Linked DNA regions of Mus musculus: region 2 is linked to region 1. A link is a loop called in an ENCODE intact Hi-C map of the cell type or tissue named here. Cell type or tissue: left cerebral cortex. All regions are shown on one strand. Each heading gives the region's core, and the rest is flanking DNA. Links, peaks and the distances in the headings are about the cores only.

Region 1 (2,911 bases), core at 233-2,732:
AAAGTACAGACACCGTCCCCTCAAACACACACACACACACACACACACACACACACACACACACACACACACACTACAGCCTTCTATGTGTGGAGCTTTGTGAATCCCCATACCTGTGTATGGTGCACCTTGATGCAGGTAGAGATTGCTCCCTCCCCACTCTCCCACATTTCCATGGAACAAAGCTGTCCTGTCTGCCTCTGTAAAAATGTATTCATTTTACTTTTTAAATGTCTGCCAGCTCACCATTGTCCTGTGGACTTATTCAATTCTATCTTTGGGAGCGTGTCCTCCCCTCCACCTCACCTTGTCTCCACCCCCTGCACCTTTGTTTCTCACTCCATCTAAGTGTGGAGATTCCCAAGCCTAGCATGTTTGTGCCGTGGTTCTGATCCCTTGATTCTGGCTTGGTCCCCTCCTGCTGCTCTGGTAATAACCCCTGTGCCAGCTTCACCTCTATCCTGGTTGGGAGGGGTCTCTGAGAAGCCTTGAGGCTCACGATGTGAAGCCTCAGTTGATTGACAGACTGCAGAAAATTATCACCAGAGTTTGGGTACCTTCCCCCTGTGTTCTAAATCTAAGAGGAAAAGGAGGTAACAGAGCTGGGTTTACCTGGGCTGCACCACACCCTTCCTGGTATACAGCCCTCTTGTGCATGGCATGTGCCCCTGCTAACAAGGACACTGTGCTCATTTGTGTCTGGTTTCTTGTGTTATCCTTCATGGTTTATCCTTTGCACCAGCCAGCTCCATGCTTGAAACTCAGAGGGGACCCAGAAGCAGCTCTTATGTCCTTTGGTCAGAGCTCGTCTGTCAACTCTCCTTCTGGTACTCTGGGCAAATGGTTATGGAAACAGCCTTGGATGGCATAGACAGTGGAGTCCCATCCTACTGTTCTCCAGGGAACATGTAGTTAACCACTCTCAACTGAAGAGCCAGATTTGGTTTCTGACTGGGTGTCTGATAAGTTGAGGCCACACTTGAATTCACTCCCTTCCAGGGCTACCCCTCCCCCCCCACCACCAACTGCTACTGCCTTCAGGAAGTAGTTATGTGGTCCAGAATTGAAGTCTTCCTTGAGGGCCAAGATGTCTCAGCCTACAGTGTTGACTAACTTAGGGAATGAATGATTGTGAGTATAACATTGAGTAAGGTAGGTGGGCAGATTCAAACTTGTGTCTCAGTGGATAGAAGTTTGAATTCTAGCCCCATCAGAGAGAAGCAGCTTTCTGTCTCCATGCCCCAGTGCATAAGCACAGTACTAACTTCTGGGACTTCCTGAGAGTTCTGTGGTATATACAGTTCTTGGTGCATGGTCACTATTTTAGCACCTGTCTCCTGCTACAGACCTGGTATACCGGCCCAAAAGCAGTGCTGATAGCTGCTTTGGTCTAGACTGCAGCAGACTCTTGGATGGTGGAGCAGAGAGCAGACATGGTGTGAGTGGTATTCCATATCCTTTTCCTTTTCTCTTCCTCTCTCACTTCCTCTCTTGCTGCTTCTGCTTCTTCTTCTTCTTCTTCTTCTTCTTCTTCTTCTTCTTCTTCCTCTTCCTCTTCCTCTTCCTCTTCCTCTTCCTCTTCCTCTTCCTCTTCCTCTTCTTCCTCTCCTCCTCCTCCTCCTTGACTTATTTACTTATGTATGAGTGCTCTATCTGCAACTACACCTGCAAACCAGAAGAGGGCATCAGACCCCAGTCTAGATGGCTGGGAGCTACCATGTGTCTGTGGGAATTGAAGAGTGGACAGTGCTCTTAACCTTTGAATCATCTCTGAGGCCTGTGTGAGTGATATTGTGGGTGCTAGGAAGTCCTAGGGAAGGCTGGGTACCAGGAAGAGGGCTCTGGAAGGGAAGACTCACAACCAGCCTGTACTTGGGTCCAGTGGCTTCTGAGAAACAAATGACTCTAGAGGAGTCTAGGTTTAACAGCACAGTGTTCTCTACTTGAGATAGTATGGGTATTGCCTACTCTGTGTCCTAGGGTTGATAGATGCTCTTTGCTTCCCACGCAAAGCTGAATGAGTGCTCCATATCTTTTTCATACTATCACTATGTGAGCCTTTCTGTGGACCATGCCCATGGGATACCCTGTGATCTTTCTAAAGTCCCATGCAAGAGACAAATCACAACTTCCATTTTGTAGAAAATGCCTGAATGTCCCTGATGTCTTTCAGTTGGTAGCTGTCAGAGCAGAGGCTGGCCCCTTCTTCGTCTCTTTCTGGCTCCTTAGATTAGTCCCAGTTTGCTTGGTTCTGTGGGCTTGGGGGTGGAGGCTGAGGGCAGGTCTTTTGAAAATAAACACTTACAGTCAGGGGCCGTCTACTCCAATTCCCTGTCACCTGTCACCCTTCAATCCACTCCATTATGTCCCAAGCTGCCAGGAGAGAAGCAGACTGAAGATGGCTATTCAATTTGTCCTTTAATCAAAACCATCACAATTTGTGGCTGAGTCCTGATTGCTCCTGTTCACAAGCTCCCTGATTCTATGCCTTGTCCTTGAGTTTTTGGATTTAAAAATTTCCCCCCTTGTTTCTGATTTCTAGGTTGTAGAGTTAGAGGCGTCCTTGTTCAGTTGGACCCAGCTGGGCTCCAGGGATATGGGTTGTGTGTAGGGGTCACTTTTCCTGGGGTGAGGAAACAAAGTTCTGTCTTTCAGAGGCTTGAGGTCCCTCTGGTTGGCCCCCCCTCTCTTGATTCCCAGCCCCAGGGGAGGGTGTGAGGCGCAGGGCCTTTCTTCATGACCTCTCTTGAACCATACCCCCTGCAGAGGCAAGAGTCAAAGGTCATTTTCTCAGCTTCCCGACAGGAGAAAACTAAAGGCTGCCTTCCCCTTTTGTGCACCCCTGAAAGCTCTCCATGGGAAGGTCGCTGACCCACTCACGGCCTGCTTTGAGCTGACTGGCCTATGATTG
Region 2 (2,911 bases), core at 229-2,728, 510 kb after region 1:
GACATATAACAGATGATCCCAAAAGTCCCCATGGAGCTCCTTGCCCTACTAGGGGGTTTACCTGTTGCTCCAACTTGTAGAGTCCCAAATCCTTAGGACTCTGCATCTTCAACTTTAGGGAGTTTCTTGGAAACAGCAGAGCAGCCTCTCATCTAATTATCCATGCTATGGGTGGTTGTGGAGGTCCCTAAACCACAAATATGTTCTAGCTGCCCTATCACTCAGGATACCCCCAGTCTACCTTCCAATCCTGCTGCATGTCCTTCACGTTGCATATTTATCTCCATTACTGTACTACTGTATTATATTTACTCCATTTCAACTACACTTTTGTTGTTTCTTTTATTAAATATGACTGAAAAATTTGAAGGGCAGGTGCAGTTTCATATCTTTCCAATCTCAGAGCCCATTATAGTTGCTTTATATTAATTATGTTCTCAAATACTCCTGAAAGTAAATTAATTAATGGTATCAGCAAGCAATGAATTTCAGCTTGGCCCTCTTCAGTGGCATGTGGAATGGGGATGTAATTGTGCTCTGTGGGTAAAACTAGAGCATGTTAATGTTATGCAAAGCACCTGAAAGGACTCTGAGCCAGTGCTACTCTGGACAATAAAGCAAGAAGGTAGGCACCCCACTAACAACACAGGGACAGTGGTAGAGTGGATTTAGTTATACGTGCTCAAAGCATGTATCAGAGTGGCTCCTGGCCATGCCTGTTTAGGAGGAGCACGGAAGTTCTACTCCCCATGGTTTCTGTTATGAGGTAATCAGTCCAACAGTCTCAAAGAGAATAAATCAAAATTCTGTCTATGCAGGAGTCAGATTCTCCAGGATAGATATACAGGAAAAAAAAAAAAAACATGATTTGTAAACAATTCACTAGAAATTGGATGCATGTTGAAACACCACCAGTGGCTACAGTTTAAATTGCTACAGAGATAGCCTGTCACCCGATGGGAGGGGTAGGAGAAGCCCCTAGTTCCAGGCTGGCTGCGGAGCCCTGCGGCAGCTTGGATTGCTGCTGCACTTCTGTGCTTTGTGCAGACGATGCTCATTAGAAATGTGACTCAGCTCTCTCCTCATTTAAGCACTCAACAGAAAATAATGAGTTCTGGGCTTTCACACTTTAAAAAAAAATATGAAGAAACATCTATCTGAATACAGAAGAAAAAAGAATGTGTAAGCCAGAAGTGCCCCCCAGCGCTCGGCCTCTGAATAACTCACAGCCATTGCTCTGAAATGGCCACCCTGTTGGATGATTATAATGACCATTAGTTCACACTGGGCAGCTTTTGAAGGGAAATAACAGCTGTGGGTAAAACGACTGGGCTACAGGCATCTACTGGCACTGTTGTGGCTACCTGTGGTGTGAGATCATCCTTCTGAGTGGTGGTCTCAAGGAACCCAGGAGCCAACATAGTGTGAGTGGTACTGGTGTCATGGTACTCTGACCGCACCCTGCCAGCTCCCCTTGCCAACTGCTCTTTCTGGGCTGTGGGGGACATGAGCACTTGCCACTGCTTCTCCTCTCTATGGGTCCTGAGCCCACAGAATCATCTAGAAAAATATGCCAGCCCCTTGTGGACATCTGCCAAGAGAAGCCCTCGTTCTAGCAGAGCAAATGGTGTTGTCATTCTACATGAGGAAGGCTTCAAGTGCCTTCAGGGAGTCAGCTGCTGGTGCTGGGATCACAGCATAGGTGTATGCTATGTATGTATGATAGGTATATTAGGACAGAGGAAGCTCAGGACTGAGGAAGCCTTGGTGCGGGTTCGGGGAAAATCTCCAGATGTGGGTGCTTAGCAGCATACTACAGTCTTAGAAAACACAGCCCAATGAAGTAACATTGTGGACATTCATTAGAAAGAGCTGTTGAGCCTACAAAAAGCCTACCACGCACACCAGGGAGTCCAGCTTGCCCACCATCCCCACTCTCACCCTTAGAGATGAGCTGGTTCTCAGGCTCAAAAACACTGACTTCTGGAATCCAGAACCCTTTGGCACATCGTAGTGACCATAATTTGACACCTTAGACGCCCACTGAAAAATGTGACTTGGCTCCAAAACAAGCTTACTCTAACATCCTGACTGAATGAGCCAGGAACATTCATTTCACTAACAGCTGTACTCGTTATAACCTTCATAATCTGAGAAGCTTTTGCCTCCAAACGAGAAGTCCTATCAGTTTCTTACTTTGTACCTTGGACCTAGCAGGCAAGTCTGGTCCTGAATAGCATGGTGATTGCCATGTGCCTAAGCCTGCCTTCAACAGACAGACAGTTGTCTAGAGCCCAAGCCTGAAAGCCTTACTGTTTTGGACACCATGTCATCTTGATACTCTATCCTAGATAGACAGTCATTCTGTTGCCCTGAGATATCCCCACCAGTGACTTTTCAGAAATTAGAAATCTCCAGGGATATAGGGATTGCTGATTTAAAAACAGACCAGCCAGGTACCAGACCTAACTCCAGCCATATTCAGATGCCCTTGTCTTCTTGCCATCTGGGCTATGTCTCCACTCCTATCCTGAGCACATTTCCTACAGACTGGGAGCAGAGCTCTTCCTTGGTCTCTTAGTACTAGATTTCCTGCAGTGGTGCCTGGAATCAGCACAGCCCCAGGGTCCAGAACCTCCTTGCATGCAGCCTCACTCTTCTCATACTACCCAGAGCCTGTAGTCAGGAGGACAGCTGCTGGGAGCCTGAGAACTGAGACTGCTCACTCTGCAAAGATGTCTGTACCCTACAAACAACATACAAACAGGTAAAAGACAACCCAGGCCATGAGGAGACTGAAGCATCACCTTGGCTGGACGAGTCTCATGGTCTATCCTAGAGTGTGCATTTGCTGTTGGGGTCTGGGACAGAAGCTCCAGGTAGGGCAGATAGCGCCGAAGGGTCTTGGCCA

Evidence for each region. A loop is a pair of places that touch in the nucleus more often than their neighbours do. Peaks named below come from ENCODE experiments on the same cell type or tissue, not always from the same donor. Only the 100,000 strongest peaks of a DNase experiment are listed, where the experiment ranks them.
Region 2: a loop joins it to region 1, with 3 times the contacts of the local background. A loop is called at or near these places in 2 of 42 quality-filtered maps.

What each region holds. Positions count from the first base shown.
Region 1 is chr12:117,351,960-117,354,870 of GRCm38, reverse strand. No RefSeq gene overlaps it. Among named protein-coding and RNA genes, the nearest start is that of Gm5441, 16 kb to the right of the region's middle. In left cerebral cortex, for the core only: a CTCF peak has its summit at 1,679 (motif pointing right); a DNase peak (open chromatin) is centred at 1,710.
Region 2 is chr12:116,841,303-116,844,213 of GRCm38, reverse strand. It overlaps Ptprn2 (protein tyrosine phosphatase, receptor type, N polypeptide 2), which reads right to left. Exons shown (of 23, transcript NM_011215.2): 5 at 2,808-2,911. Among named protein-coding and RNA genes, the nearest start is that of Gm31336, 86 kb to the right of the region's middle. In left cerebral cortex, for the core only: a CTCF peak has its summit at 1,216; DNase peaks (open chromatin) are centred at 1,106 and 1,629; H3K27ac peaks cover 308 bases.